2 separate regions of the Homo sapiens genome follow, and region 1 is linked to region 2. A link is a loop called in an ENCODE intact Hi-C map of the cell type or tissue named here. Cell type or tissue: sigmoid colon. All regions are shown on one strand.

Evidence for each region. Hi-C counts contacts between places; a loop is a spot of excess contacts. Peaks named below come from ENCODE experiments on the same cell type or tissue, not always from the same donor. Only the 100,000 strongest peaks of a DNase experiment are listed, where the experiment ranks them.
Region 1: it touches region 2 in a loop (4-fold over the local background); 20 of 110 quality-filtered maps call a loop at or near these places.

The regions. Positions count from the first base shown.
Region 1 is chr21:35,612,415-35,620,414 of GRCh38, reverse strand. No RefSeq gene overlaps it. Among named protein-coding and RNA genes, the nearest start is that of MIR802, 100 kb to the left of the region's middle. In sigmoid colon, a CTCF peak has its summit at 4,089; no DNase peak of the experiment used is centred here.
Region 2 is chr21:34,741,460-34,749,459 of GRCh38, reverse strand. It overlaps LINC01426 (long intergenic non-protein coding RNA 1426), which reads right to left and starts at 3,635. Exons shown (of 3, transcript NR_038885.1): 1 at 3,444-3,635. LOC107985515 (a long non-coding RNA gene) reads right to left here. Exons shown (of 3, transcript XR_001755016.1): 3 at 5,522-6,829. RefSeq lists enhancers at 2,254-2,548, 2,755-3,254, 3,255-3,756. In sigmoid colon, a CTCF peak has its summit at 3,812; DNase peaks (open chromatin) are centred at 3,371, 3,749 and 5,441; H3K27me3 peaks cover 731 bases.

The sequences.
Region 1 (8,000 bases), 870 kb before region 2:
AATCTAATTAATAACATGCATTTATCTAAACTTGCCAGCTGATAGGAAATGATCTATTTTACAAAATAAGTTAGTCTCAGTGTTCTGAACATTGAGTCTCATGTCTGGCTTTTACATGTAGGACTAAAATAGAAAGTTTAAAATCATGATTTAACTTACAGTTTTTAAAATTTTATTTTTAAATTGACAAATAATAAATTATGCATATTCATGGGGTACATAGTGATGTTTTGATATATATACTGTATGTAATCAGATCAGAGTAAGTGGCATATCCATCATCTCAAACATTTATCACTTACAGATTTTTTTTAAATCATAGGAAGCTAAGCATAACAGTCTGACTTTGCCTTAAATGATGACATGGTACATGAATATTTTTGAGCTTGCATTACCCTGCAAAGCTGGATAGACATGAGTGTTGTCCCCATTGCTGGGTTTCTTGCAGGAGCATCATTGTGGTCAGAAATAAACAAAGGAAAGAAGGTAATTAGAGTAGTGAATCTCTTTTGTGAAGTAGACTTTGTTTAATAAGTGAGGATAATCTCAGACAAAAGTTAGAAGGAGGCCATTAAACTCCTGTTGCTTAAATAACCATTATCCTGGAATAAACAATCATTCCAGAATGAAAGCAAAATAAGAGAAGATTTCAAACAAATATTAGATGAATTTACTGCTACTAGATCCTCACTGAAATAACTCTAATGAGTGTATTATACTTAGGGAAAAGTAACACAGTAAGAATGGGAAATACAGGGGAAACTGTAGATGAGGCTGTAAGAGGAACAGGCGAATTGTTAAGGGCCATCCCATTTGGGATTTCAACTTGATCTTTATAGCAAAGACTATAGAATGTTTTTAATTGTGGAAGAGTCAGTCGCACTGCTCACTGAATAATGGTTGGCAGGCAGTGAGATAAGGAGGAAGAAAGACTGGTTAAGTGGATGTAAAGGTTATCCATGCAGGAAATGATGATGACATCTCCCAGGCAGTGGAGATGGATTCTAGAGGTGTGGAGTCAGACCCAGAGGGTTTACAGATATTGTCAGGATGACTGGATAAGAGGGTTGAGGCTATGACAGTTGTAAGGATGACTCAAGTCTTTCCCTTGAGTTCTTGGTGGTAGCATTTACTGGATTGAGAAGAAGAAAGGGTTTGGAGGAAGTGGTTCGCTTTTGAACACATTGAATTTCAGAGGCTTGTAAGACAGGCAAGCAGAGATGGGCTTCATAAAACCCCAATAAGTTGGTGTTATTAGATGATTTAGAATGCTTCAGTATGCTGGTTGTATGGTGACCCCTCTCTCTCTTAAATTATATTCTTCCAACTACTAGTGAAGTTCACAACTTTCATTTGTTTATCAGCCATTCTGGTTTGCTGTTTTGTCAATTGCCCATGAACTGCCTTTGCCAGATGCTGTAGATTGTTTATTTAGCCAACACTTTTCTCCTTTCATTTTTGTGAAAAGTGACCCAATTTAGTTAAAGTGTGAAGAGACAATGTGCTAAGAAAGGAAGACAGGTCTTCCTCATTGTGGATGAACAATGATTGATGGTCATCAGACTCATTTATTTTATTTTATTTTATTTTTTAATTGACAAATAATAATTGTACATATCCATGAGGCACATGGTGATGTTTCAATGCATATAATATATAATCATCAGATCAGGGTAATTAGCATATCCATCATCTCAAACAGTTATCATTTCTTTGTGTTGGTAACATTCAATATCCTCCTTCTAGTTATTTGAAACTGTATATTATTGTCAACAATAGTCATCCTACAGGGGTATAGAACACTAGAACTTATTTCTCCTATCTAGCCATAATTTTGTGTCCTTCAACAAATCTCTCCCTATTCCTTGCTTCCCCAGACCTATTTCTGACCAAGAAGACCTAAGAGAAAGTCTCTTTTGTAGCTATTTGTGTTGCTCACGTCTTCTCCAGTATTTGGCTTCTAGATTTCACTCTGTTTATGGTGCCACACAGAGATTTCAAATTTTAATATAGCAAAAAAGTGTATCACTCTTTTCTTTGTTATGTGTCATTTCTGTGCCTTGGTTTAGAAATGCTTCTCTGCCTTGGAGTTCTAAAACAAATCTCTATTTTTCTTCCATAAATGTTAAATTTAGAAAACCTTTTCAAATTCATCTGGAATTTATTTTTTTGTAACTGGAATGAAAGAAAGTTGTTTTTTTCCAAATGGATAGTCAGTCAACCCAGAACCATTTTTTGAATAGTTCATTCTTTCCCCACTGGTTTATATGACCTTCTGCCATATGTGAAATGCACATGCATATGTTGGTCTGTTGTTAATCTCTCTAATCAGTTCATCTGAGCTATTCCTTTACCTCTATTTCTTTGCTCTGATAAGTTGTAGGTTCTCTTGAATTTTCTAAGTAAATAATCATATAGCCTACAAATAATGACAATTTTATTTCTTCCTTTCTGATGATTATATCAATTATTTTTTTGCCATGCCATGTCATGCTGGCTAGGATCTCTGGAACAATGTCATTTAGTTTTATTTTTTTTAATAGAGATGAAGTCTCCCTATATTACCCAGTCTGGTCTTGAACCGATGAGCTCAAGTGATCTTCTCATCTTGACCTTCTGGTACAATGTTAAATAGAAGAAGCTAGAGTAGGCATTCTCGTTTTGTTCCTGACTTGCTTTGTTGCCTTTAGGAGAATGCTTCTAATTCTTGACTATTTTGTATAATTTGGATAGATTCCATCCATCATATTAAGTGAATTCTTTCCATTCTTAACTTGTTTAGGATACTTGTTTTGTTACCATGCAAGACGTTGAATTTTGCCTTTGTGCTTTTTTTGCATCTATTGTGGTGATCATATAGCTTTTCTCCTGTAATGGGCTGTGAATTATATTTGGAGATTTTTCTAATGTTAACCTAATCCTGTATTGCTGAGATAAATCATACATGGCCATCATGTATTTATTTAAGTCTTATGGATTTAGGTTACCAATATTTTATTTAGGATTTTTGCATTTCTAGTCATAAGATAGATTGATTATTAGCCTATAGTAAATTTTTCTTTTAATGTCCTTGTTTTGGTTCCTAGGTTATATCAGTGTCATAAATTGAGGTAGGGAGCTTTCCCTGGAATAATTTGTGTGAAAGAGAACAGTTTGTGGAATATACCTGCAACGTTATTTGGTTCTTCACACTCTGTCTTTAGTGTTAAGGACAGGATGGGCCAAGGAACCTGCTGTATTATCAGTGGAGGCTTGGTCCTCAATCCACAGCTGATCTTCTGTCTTTGGGATCTAGGCTGGGCTATGAGGATCCCATTTTTCACTTTTTTGCAGATGCTCTTGGCCTTGGGCTCCATTGCCCCATCAAGGCCCAATCAAACACAGACTTAAGACCATTTCATTGTTCTGGTTGAAGGATTTTCAAGAAACCAAGTAACTAAAGTGAGAGGTAACCTAAAGAACATACATGGACGTAAGAGATTTTGATGTGTATTTTCTACCAACCCCAGTAGGGAAATTGGAAGCTTCTACCATAGTTATAAGATGTAATTAACCTGCTGAATAAAACCTTGTCTTCATTTTTCCCTGGGTTTCCATTTTGCAGAAAATTTGGGAAAAAAATCCAATTTTCAGAGCCTATTAAAAAAAAAAAACTAAGTCACGTATTCATTTTTTTTTATCTTGGGAAAAAATGTCTCTATCAGAATTCAGGCTCTCACGGGCATAGGCCCTGTTTATTCCTCTTTGAATTCCTAACATCGAGCACAATGTCTGGTGTGGCACAGGTACTTAGTAAGCGACTGTGTGTTTGAGGATGTTTGTTGTCCAAATTACTTACAACATTGATGTCAAAATCAGGCCAGGCAATGAATATCCTATTTTCAAGGGAGAAAACTAATTTTATTTCTGTTTGAAACTGAAAGTTCTTAAACAAACAAGCAAAATGATGAAAAATTAAGGTGATTGAGAACATTGTTAATACATACTATTTTATCACTTACGCAATATGTAAGCTTCTAATATTAAATGCTCTTTGCTTGTATTCACTGCCTGCATTTCTTATCTTGGCCTTTTGGTGTCATTCTGAGATTAATCTGAAAAGCATATTAAGCAAGGGTGAAATTATTTCCCTGGCTTTGGGTCTTTCTTCCGTCTCTGATTTGAAGTGAAGCTTATTGTGCCCGAAGTGAAGTTTATTTTGCCCGCAGTGAAGCTTACATAACTATCTTTTTCAATGTTGTCCTAACTTTGTGCCTTATGTGATTGGGAAACTTTTAAGTGTAGAGAGCACCAGTGGTAGTAAAATAAGCCCTTTTTTATAGGTAGTCTAGAAAGAGCTTTTTCTGAAATACTTTTTATTACCATGTATGAGAAATTTTAGTGAAAGCAAAACCAAGGTTCTTAAGCCATACTGGGATCTGATTTGTTTTCAATGATCTGTGAAATAGAGGTAACCGCTTTCCATGGGGCTGCAGAGATGATGAACCTCCTAATGCTTCGTCTTTCTGTTCTGCACATGGTCTGGTCACCTATGAATAAGTATGAAAATGCTTCGGACTTGAAGCCCATCGCCAATCCCAGTGCCAGACGTGTGTTTGCTCTTCCCGTTCAACTTGCAAAAGATTACGTGTCTCAACAACTTTTCTCTTTTCCATCATTAATTATGTTTTTCCTTCATTCATCATTTTAAGGCATATGCTTAATAAGATAGACTTTTTTATGCTGTAATAAATAAATTCATAAACAAATAAAATATAAATATTGACCTATAGGGTCACAAGTGAGAAGCAAAAGTTATGAACTCATTGTATTTGGCTGTTATTATGTACACTGTGTATATACCCATTACTATATACCCCGGAAGTTCACAGTTCCTCATTCCTGTAGGCTGCATTCATTCTCAGGAAGGGGAGCTGGACTTGTCTCCTGAATCTTTAAACAACAACACAATCTGAGATAATCATTGTATTAACTCTATTGCTCATGGTATGTCTGCCACTTGCTGGGTACTTGAGTGGTTCAACTTCAAATTTTGTGGCTACAAAGACACAGGAGATCCATTTCTCAAAATATTCCATTTTAATTCTGATCCTATCTGAGCAATATAATAAAGTTTTAAAATAAACTTTCTTAGAAAATTATTTTTTTAATGTAAGCCAAATTAAAATTTCATCCTGCAATTGGCTGCTTTCCATGATGTGAGGTCAATGAGTTTAGTTAAGAACTGTGATGGATCTGAGATCTTCCCCATACTTAGAAGCTAATGAGTTGGCCTGCCACATGCCATGGATGCTGGCAGATGGTGTGAGACCATTATATCAGAGACAAAGGCCTCTATTCCTTTCAGCGCAACAGGCAGCATGAGCATTACTGTGTTGGTTCTCCTTGCCCCCCTAGTCCCATGGTCATGGTACAATGGGGCCTAGATTTTGCTTACACAATCAGTGGGTGGGAACTTTGTACTTAGGGAACCCAAGTCTCATATAATGGGCAGTAAGCATGCCTGCTCTTCATTCCAGAGGGAGGTATTATCTCTATGTTCCAAAGCTGTTTTTCTATACAGACATCCTTGACAAGGTAGTCCAGAACAAAGGCTGGTCAGTGACTCATTTGCAAGATGTGTCATTGAACAATAGGGTAGAATATGCTTTCAGAGCTGTCCTGCCCTAAGGGGAGAAAAGCTGAGTATTTGTCCTCCAACTCCCACTCATTCTGGGCTGAGAGCTGCTCCAGGGACATTAACTTTCCAGCACCTCCAGCCTCCCAGTGGTACACTGTAAGGGTGAATTCCATGAGGGAGGAGGTTGGGAGTTGTCTGTGTTTATATAGCAGGTAAAGAGTATCGCGTCTGACTGTGATATGGACCGTGAGTGCGTGGGGACACTGTTGTAACACTGATGCTATCTGCCACACTCCCCAGTTTTAGTCTCCTCCCCTCTGTTGCAGTAAGAGAAGGACATGACATTTGGGAGGGGCCAGGGATGGAATGATATGGTTTGCATTTGTGTCCCTGCCCAACTCCTATGTCAAATTGTAATCCCCAGTGCTGGAGGTGGGGCCTGGTGGGAGGTGATCGGATCGTGGGAGCAGTTTCTCATGGTTTAGCACAATCTTCTAGGTGCTATTCTCGTGATAGTGAGTGCGGGAATTATGAGATCCTGTGGTTTAAAAGTGTGTAGCACCTCTGCCTTCTCTCTCTTCTTCCTCCTTTGGCCATGCAAAGTACCTTGTTTCCCCTGTGGCTTCCACCATTGTTGTAAGTTTCCTGAGGCCTCCCAAGAATCAGAAGCTTCTATGATTCCTGTACAGCCGGCAGAACCATTAGCCAGTTAAACCTCTTTTCTTTATAAATTACCCAGTCTCAGATATTTCTTTATAGCAGTGTGAGAACAAACTAAGATACCCTCCCAATATCACACATATCTTTTTCCCCTTTAAATCCACTGTTGATTTGTTTGGTCTATCAGAAATGCCCATAGACCTTACATAGCCTGGGTGATATTTTCAAATTTTCTTCATGTCATTCCTCTTAACTAGCTCACTGTCCAACTGCATACCTGTAAGAGAGTGGGCAGGGGGAAGGAGCAAAATACCAAATTCAAAGAAGTCAACTTAGCTACTTATTAATATCTGTGAAAATATTAAGAGCAAAAAATGGGAACTAATTGCTCACATTTGTGTTTTAAAATAACTGTGTCTTTTGTTCCCAATCTCCGTGACCTAAGCCTTGGAAAATCAAGAGTTGGTCCTCAATCAGAGTGTGTCAACAATTATTTTAAGAACAAATTGAGGAAATGTAGGCACAAGTCTTTCATCACCTTTTCACCATGGTTAGATGTATTTGCTCCCTCTCTGACAGTCCCTTCACTTTCAAGCTCTCCAACTGCTTTAGAATCCAGGGTGAAAAATGAAACTTAGTTCCTGCTTTTAAGAAAATGAGAGAATGCACATGACATATTGACAGGTACATTTCCTGGGAGCATAAAAGTATTGAGGATTTTGAGGGAAAAAAACATGCAATCTTGGCCAGTGAGAAGTCCACTAATTCAGAATCGGGGATAAATTTAAAATGCTGGTGAAGTGCATTTATATATTAGGGCTTGAAGCGGGGGAAGGGTTTGCCAAGCAAATTAAAAGTATAAACAAGGGAAATATTTAGTCTTCTTAAGGTTGGAGGCCAACAAAGGTTTCTAAACACATGTAAAACCATTTTGTATTTAAATGCTTCTGTGAATCAGGGAGTGTTCTAATTCCTAATGACTTAAAAATATCTATTATTGAAACCCTTAAAAAATTCTCTGAGACATTCTGCTCTCTCCCTTCCTGAGGCCCTGTCATCCTTGTTACCATATGAACTTGAAATTAAGTTGAATTTGTTTCTGTACTTCAGACTTTTCCAAAACTTTCTGCCCAATTAGGGAAAATTAATGAGGTTTACTGCACTTGGTGTTGATAATCCGTCACCAGCAGACAGTCAGACTTTGTTTCTCCCAAGTTAGTGTTTGAAAGCAGAGAGTTGTTTTTTTAACTTTCCCAAAGTTTAAGGAAACACAATTCTAAGAAGATTGTTTTTTTATTATTCCAAGTGTCCACCACCTTCTCTTTTTTAGTTTGCTTTCTTCGTGCTTTCCTGATGGGCTCTGAGTCTTCCACCTATAAACCAAAAATAAAATTTGAAGTCCCCTCAACTGATTGAATGGATATTCTCTTGGCTAAGAGGGCTCCAGAGTAACCTTGAAAACTGAGTTCTCATCCACGAGGGGATGGGAGGTTGGACATGCCTCATTATACCTCTATGATGGTTAATATTGAGTGTCAACTTGATTGGATTAAAGGATGTAAAGTATTGATCCTGGGTGTGTCTGTGAGGGTGTTGCCAAAGGAGACTAATATTTGAGTCAGTGGACTGGGAAAAGCAGACCCAGACCCTCAATCTGGGTGGGCACCATCTAATCAGCTGCCAGCGCAGCCAGGATAAAAGCAGGCAGGAAAACATGGAA
Region 2 (8,000 bases):
CGAGACTTCGTCTCAAAAAAAAAAAGTAATGAGATGTCATTTTTCTCATATAAACTATAAAAATATTTTGTAATTAAGTGATACTGAGTGTTCCCTTGGGTGGAGAAGACACATGGTACAATGTTTCAGAAGAGCATTGGATTCTGCTTATCTAAAAATGTTTTCATGGGCATCCTTTAACCCAGCATTTTCACTTGTAGAATTTTATCCTGGGGAAAGAATCCAACAGATGTATAAAGATACTTTTTCCAGAATGATTATCACTTCAGTGCTAATAACAGCAAAAAATTTGAAGCACCTAAATAAGCGACAATGGAGGGCTGATTAAACAAATTTTGCAACATGTATGAGTCAAAGTTTATTAAGCACCCATTTAAAAAGATGGAAGTGAATATTTAACAGAATGGAGAACACGGCACGTGAAGAGAAAGGTCACAAAACAATGTGCTCTTCATAATTTTTACTTCAAAGTAGGTATGGGTGTATATGTGTGTGTGTAGAGATTTATATAGCTGATGAACATCAGTCAAAGGGGACCATTTTTCTGTCTGAATGGTGGATGATGGGTGATGTTAATTTTGTTCTTGGTACTTCTCACTATTTTTTTAATTTTCTATTAATAGAAAACCTGGTAGCCCTTAAAGAAAATACACTGTTCTCATAGGCAATAGAGGTTTAAATGAAGAAAATCCCAGAAAGCAGTGTTCTTTCCTGCTGAGTTTAGCGTTCAACATAAACAAAAAACTGATAGCCCCCTGGCAGGATTATGTAGGGTTGGACAGAACGATGGGTGAAAACGTCTGGCGTGAGATAGACAAGTTGGCCAAGGTGGTTGTTCTCTGAGATCTCCCTAATGACACCACACACACACACACACACACACACACACACACACACACACAGTGCCTCTTGCTACACCACACTGATCTAATCCAATCCAGTCTCTTGGGAGTTTGAGATTAGACAGACACCAAGAGTTGAGACTGGGGCATGGGAAGGCAGGTCCCCGAGAGAGGGACACCTGGCCACAGAAGGGCCAACTCAGTGCCCCAAGGTCACCTCTGAGCCCATGAAATGCGTCTCCTTCCAGTACTTCCCACTTTTAGTTACACCGAGATTAAACTGATAAACCAGAATCCATTTCTGTGGTTTGTAACCAAAAGAGCCTCACCGGTGCCCAACCGCTTTGAAGAAGTTAGACTCCTTTCCCAGCTTTGTCCATTTCTTCCCCGGCACATCTGTTCTCTCAGCAAGCGAGGCTGGAAGACACACCATTGGCAGAGCACTGTGCTCAGCGCCTTTTAGACTTTCACGTGGAGTAATATCACGTCGAGGTCTTGCCGTTGAGGTTGTCGTAATGCAGCTACAGGAGTTGTGTGGGCTCTTTAAAAATGACATGAAGCAGGGCACAGTGGCTTACGCCTATAACCCAGCACATAGGGAGGCCAAGGCAGGCAGATCACTTGAGGTCAGGAGTTCGAGACCAACTGGCCAACATGGTGAAACAGCGTCTCCACTAAAAATACGAAAAGTATCTGGGTGCGGTGGTGGGTGCCTGTAACGTCAACTACTCAAGGGGCTGTGGCAGGAGAATCACTTGAACCCAGGAGGCGGAGGTTGCAGTGAGCCGAGATCATGCCACTGCACTCCAGCCTGGGTGACAGAGTGAGACTCTCTCTCTGAAAAAAAAAAAAAAAAATGACATGAAACTGACTCATCAGAGCTCCATCAGGCCACGGGCTACAAATGTGGCTGGGCCACGTAGACAGAAAGACACACGGCCCTGGTGTAGGAGAGGAAAACACACTGTTTTCAGGGAGGTGGAATTAGGGGTTTCCCTGTCCCTTCTCTCTCAAAGCCTTTTCCAATGAATCTAGAATTTTTAGTTTCTTAATAATGTTCCTGTTGCTCTTCCATCTGGATGCAAAGGAGATCTATTCACGACATCTCCAAGAATGAACTCCATAAGAGCAGCAGAGTGGTCAAGGCCTACTTTCCCAGGGGTTCATTTTCTTTTTGCCTTTTTTTTTTTTTTTGAGACAGAGTTTCACTCTTGTTGCCCAGGCTGGAGTGCAGTGGCACAATCTTAGCTCACTGCAACCTCTGCCTCCTGGGTTCAAGGAATTATCCTGCCTCAGCCTCCCAAGTAGCTGGGATTACAGGTATCCACCACCATGCCCGGCAATTTTTTTTTTTTTTAAGTAGAGACAGAGTTTCACCATGTTGGCCAGGCTGGCCTTGAACTCCTGACCTCAGGTGATCCACTCGCCTCGGCCTCCCAAAGTGCTGGGATCACAGGCGTGAGCCACCGTGCCCGACCAAGGTTCATTTTCAATGCTGTTGACACGAAGGCTAAGATCACAGGGGAGGTCACAATTTTAGGATCTCAGCTTTTAGAATGCTGTCTTTTTAACCCCTTCAGCATTTCCATCTTATTGGAAAAGGGCAGGCAGGAGGGCAGATGGGAGGGAGGGAGGCAGTTGGGCTTTCTTCCTGTCCAGGGGCCAGCTCTGCCTTCCTGGTCCTCACTCCCAGCCCCACTCCTTCCTTCCCCTGTTCTGTGCCTCTCCTATCTACTCCTTCCACATCCCTAGCCACCTCACAGGCTCTTCATGGGGCTCAAGTGAGATAATGCAGGGTGTGAAATTCTTTGTCAATGAACGCATCAACTCTACGTTCCATTTGCTGTCATTATCTCCTGTATCTTTGTTCCACTTGTGCAGGTGATTTGTCCCCCCGCCAGTCCCCGTCCCCTCACCCCCAGTTTCATGGATAAGGACCAGCTGTAGACTCTGCCAGGCCCTGGGCAGTGTTGGTATCGTGCTTGGAGGTGCTGCTCAGTTATGCAACCCACCCTCCTCCCCCAGCCAGAGCCACAAAGCCACTAGGGCACTGTACCAGTTTGTTTATTTATTTATTTTTGAGATGGAGTCTCCCTCTGTCACCCAGGCTGGAGTACAGTGGCACGACCTTGGCTCACCACAACATCCGCCTCCCAGGTTCAAGCGATTCTCCTGCCTCAGCCTCCCGAGTAGCTGGGATTACAGGCGCATGATGTCACGCCTGGCTAATTTTTGTATTTTCAGTAGAGTCGGGGTTTTACCATGTTGGTCAGGCTGGTCTCAAACTCCTGACCTCAGGTGATCCACCTGCCTTGGCCTCCCAAAGTGCTGGGATTACAGGTGTGAGCCTCTGCTCCCAGCCCCACCGTGTTTAGCTTGGTTAGGCACAGAGCCTTGCATGAACCAGCACCTCGGGGACCCCATGACGAGGTCAGAGCGGGTGAGAGGCACGCACCAGTGTGACTGAGCCACTCGCTGGGACTCTGGGGGCAGCGTGGTGGGGCTTGAGATCAAGGAAGTGCCTGCAAGTGGATTCAACGATGAGACACTTCCCCGGCCCACAGGGTGGAGGGGTTGGCTGGAGGGGTTGCCTGTACTTACCAGAGACGGTCCCCGAGCGAGCTTGATAAGCTGAAAGAGACGCTCAGGAGAGCCCTGACAGAGCTCCCCAGGCTGGAAAGGACAGAACTCCCCACCGGAACTTTCATTTTCAAAGTTCAGCACCTCAGTTAAGTAATTAATAGGTCTGGTCACGTTCACAGCTCTCCAAAAGAGACTGATGGAGCTCTGCTTTTCCTCCGGAAGTGCTTTCATGGCAAGCCCAGAGAAGCCCCCTAGGAGGCAGCCTGTCATCCAATAATCACTTCCTCTCTCAGGCCCAAATTCCAAATCAGCTCAGCAATGGGCAGGGCGGCCCTGAGCCACGTCCAGAGGTTGGGATTTGCTGACTCCTGGAGGATATTCTGAGTATAGCAAGTAAGTGAACTCGCACAAACAATGCGTTCAGCAATGGGAAGAAAACAGCTGTTTTTGTCCGAGAAGTGTCTGGCATACCCAAGACTTCTTAAAGAGAGGAAAATATTAACCTAGAGCATAACAACCCCTTTCTCTTTTCAGTCAAAACCTAGACAGACTGTGTTGATATTAAGTTAACAAGTTCCATGGGCTAATACCTTCCGAATGAAATGAGAGGGTTCTTAAATTAATAGATGAAAACTCCCCTTCATACATCAGAGAACTAAGGAAAGGTAATTGCCCCCAATATTTATTTTCGATTTGGAAAATCCAAAGCAAGAAGGCTTTGAAGAAGTCAAGATCTGATTATAATTCTAGGCTCGGTGCCAATGGGATAAATTATCTGGCAACTTTTTTTGCACAGTTATTGATTCTATTTGTCTCTGACGCCAAGCGCCCAGCATGGCACAAAGCCTCACAAAGTGCTCCGAAAAGGGTGTCATCCCCACACCGTTGATAAGGCTCAGAGTCTCTCCACGGCCATAATGCAACCCCCTCCTCCCCAGGGGGCTGTTGGCACCTCAACCCACTAAGGGATCAGGAAGTAGAGTTTGCCAGTGAGGAGCCTGGAGACTTCAAGCCTGTTTGGCCTTGGTGTTCTTGTGATTTAGTGCCCTGGACTGGCAGGTCTAGGGACTTTTTGCTCTAGACAAACTTTTTAAATAGGCCAGGTGCAGTGGCTCAAACCTGTAATCCCAGTGCTCTGGGAGGCTGAGGTGGGAGGGTTGCTTGATCCCAGGAGTTTGAGGCTGCAGTCAGCCATAATCACACCACTGCAGCCCAGCCTGGGAGACAGAAGAAGACCTTGTTTCAAAAAAAATTTTTTTAATAAATATAAATTTAAAAAATAAAAAATCCCAACACATGCACACACATACATGCACACACATACATGCACACACACACATGCACACACATACATATATATGCATGTGCAAAAGGTATGCCCAAGCTATACTCTCTTTATTTGAGTTTTAATTTACAGAAGTTTTCAACCTGGCCAGGCCTGGAATCATGGAGAATGGGCTGGGAATGGGTCTGCAGAGGTTCCCAAGGACATGTTTGAAAAGCATCCTCCACCTGGGAGAGCTGGGTCAGAATTAGCACACTCTAGGAGAGTTGGGGAACAGCTAAGAGCGGGGCACACCAGCTCGACTAACTGAGCCTGAGCCAGTGGGAAAGTCCTCATAGCAGTGGTCACTGGAGCACGAAACAGGGACATGGCTGGCTGGGGCTCCTTCCTCCGCCCCTCCCCAAGCACAGGTGGGCATGCCGTGGTGGGGCTGGGAAAAGGCCTATGGCCAGGGAAGCGCAGGATGACAACAAAGGAATGGTCAAGGCCTAACAAACAGAAACAGCGATGCAAATTGCCTAGGAGATGGAGCGGCAGTCACTGGAGCTGGCGTTGCCCAGACTTTGGTTGGCTTCAGGGTGACAGTTCAAGAAGGCAGCTCCTCCTGTGGGCCAGTGAGCTTGCTCCAAGAGCAGCCCTTTCCAGCTGACGCCCAGAGTGACCCAAAGGCTCTCCCGGAAAGTCCGGTTCTAAGACGATACAGCTGCCCGTCATGGAGCAACCTGCCCAAAACCACAGGGGGAAAAAAATCCAATAACCAAATCCCGGTGACCACACCCTGTCTGCAGTTACTCAGAACTCACTGGCCAAGGTCCAGGGAGCAGACCGAGTCAGGCTGAAGTCTATCCACATTTAATTTTCAATTGAAAATGGAAACAAGTCAAGCCAAGACAAACCCAGGGCCTGATTTAACAGCATCTACTGCCATGGCAAAGACATTGTCATGTGGGGTGCCACAGATCAGCCACCACCACCCCAGGGAAAGGTTGACACCACCACATCCAGACACTTTTCACTCACCTTTCATATAGAAGCTCATCCACTGCATAGCAGCTCAATGGTATTGTTACTGTTATGTTCTTTTTACAGGTGAGAAAACTGAGGCACAGGTTAAGTGACTCACTAAGCTCTCACTGTAAATGGTGGGGCAGGTTTGAACCCATGTGTCTGGCTCTTTGGTTCTACATGCGTTAATTCTGATTATAGTGAACGTCTGAATGGCTAGAAATATTTGGAGATTGTGCCCGGATGACAGCTGCAGAGAAGTGACCGTGGCTGACCCTGGACAGCAGTGCTTGGTCTTGCTGGGAATCGTCAGGTCCTCTGCCAGGCTTTCCTGGGGAGCACCAGGTGAAGTATCATGGATTTGAGGTCCTCTGTACTGGAGGCAGGACGCAGACACCAAGAACACCTCCAGGCAGGTGCTGATTCGCCGGCGGAACATTTGCAATGTGCTCACCCCTGTTGTGGGTAGGGGATGTGGGAATATTTGCACTATTGGGTTATACAGGGCTCAGAGGGGAAGGCATCGTGGAAAAGGATTTGGCTTGAGGAAGGAACACAGGAGACATGGCCATGCCATAAGAAGGAAGATGCCTCCCTTTAGATCAGGATTTGACATCAGAAAAGAAGAGATCACTCCAGTGAAGGGCCAGGAGACCTGCCTCCCAGGGCAGAGAACTCCCCGCTCCAGCCCCTCCTGGGGGGACCCTCTCCAGCTGCAGACCCCATGGTGGGTGATCAGGGATGTGATACCTTAGATGGGTCCCACATCCCCTTCAGACGCTAATGGTGTTTGGCTTTAGCCGACAATGCTCCTCCAGGGTGTGGCCTCATTTCCAATGTCCAGCGTCCTGGAGTCTCGAGGTAGAACCTTGAGGACTACCCTTGTTGCCCAATCTCATGTTTCCCTCTAAGGGAAAGGCTCATGTCCCCACTGCCAGGCAGCCTCTGACACAGGGGACTCTTGTAAGCAAGTCAACACACAGCATGGATGTGTGGAGGGACTCAGAGGTCTCTTGGTTGTGTCCCCTGTATCGAATCCCGCTTGCACAAGGAACTTGACTTCTCTGAACATTTATTTCCTCCTCTAAAAGATGGCCACCATTAGGCTGGGCACCTATGTTAAGTAGAATTTTAAAAGATTGATTTAGTGAAATATATACAATAATAATAGGCTTGGCCCAGGGTTTGCAGGGAGAGCGCGAGCTTTGGGAGGATGCGACACATTTTTGGGTATTAGAAGATGACAGCAGGCAGAAGCAAGATACCCTAGAGGATAGGCCAGGAGGTCCCCTCTGAAGTCTGCCTGTCTGGAGACTTGCAAGGCAAGAAGCAGGTGAACGAGAAACAGGTGAAGGTGGAAACAGCTCTCCCCTCCTGGCGACTCCTCTCCTGGGGTAGCCGGTGCTCCTGGGTGTGTGTTGAGCCTACTGCGTAGAACTTGGTCTGATCAGATACAAAGGGAGAAGCAGGAGTGACAGGCACAGTGGAAAGCTGAGCACCCCACAGACCTGAATTTGTATCTTTGTTTAGATGCTCACCAGCCATGGACCTTCAGACAAATTCTGACTTCCCATCTGCAAAGTGGGGTCAAGAGTCCTTAGAATGTTTGAGTGAAGAACACAAGATAGAATGCATTAAATGCCTGGCACACAATCCATCCATTCATCCTTGGGTTTTCCCTCTTTTTTTCATACTTATTTCTATTTGTATTTTTTAGAAATAGTGTCTTGCTCTGTTGCCCGGCTGGAGTGCAGTGGCGAGATCATAGCTCAATGCAGCCTTGACCTCCTGGGCTCAAGCAATTCTCCCACCTCAGTGAGGGGGTCCATGTGTGTTCCAGCATGTGTGCATGTTTTGGAGGAGAACCTTTCAAGAGGTTAAGAGCCACTGCTCTGAAAACAACTTTTCCCTCAAAGACCACCACAGTCAGGCATGTAGTATGTCTTGGGGGTGGTCCCGGTATAGCAGTACCTGGGGGTACATGAGTGTGCAAAAGTGGTGGCATTTGTGGCGGCATGAGAACACACCAAGTTGGGCTAAACCTTACTTTTACAAGTAATATGCACCAGGCTCTTGTTACCAAGCACTTTTGGAGCACTATCTTCCTGTGTGCTAATATATCCAAACACTGGCCATCGCAGATATTTTTGTTAATAGATCTATTATGCAGGCGGAGGCCTTGACAATCAGAGATTTTGTGGCTAGTCCAAGATTGCTCAGCTGGTAGCCTGGTGGCCTGTTATGCAGAACCCCTGCCTTCAGGTGACACTTGGTCCCACAGGCTT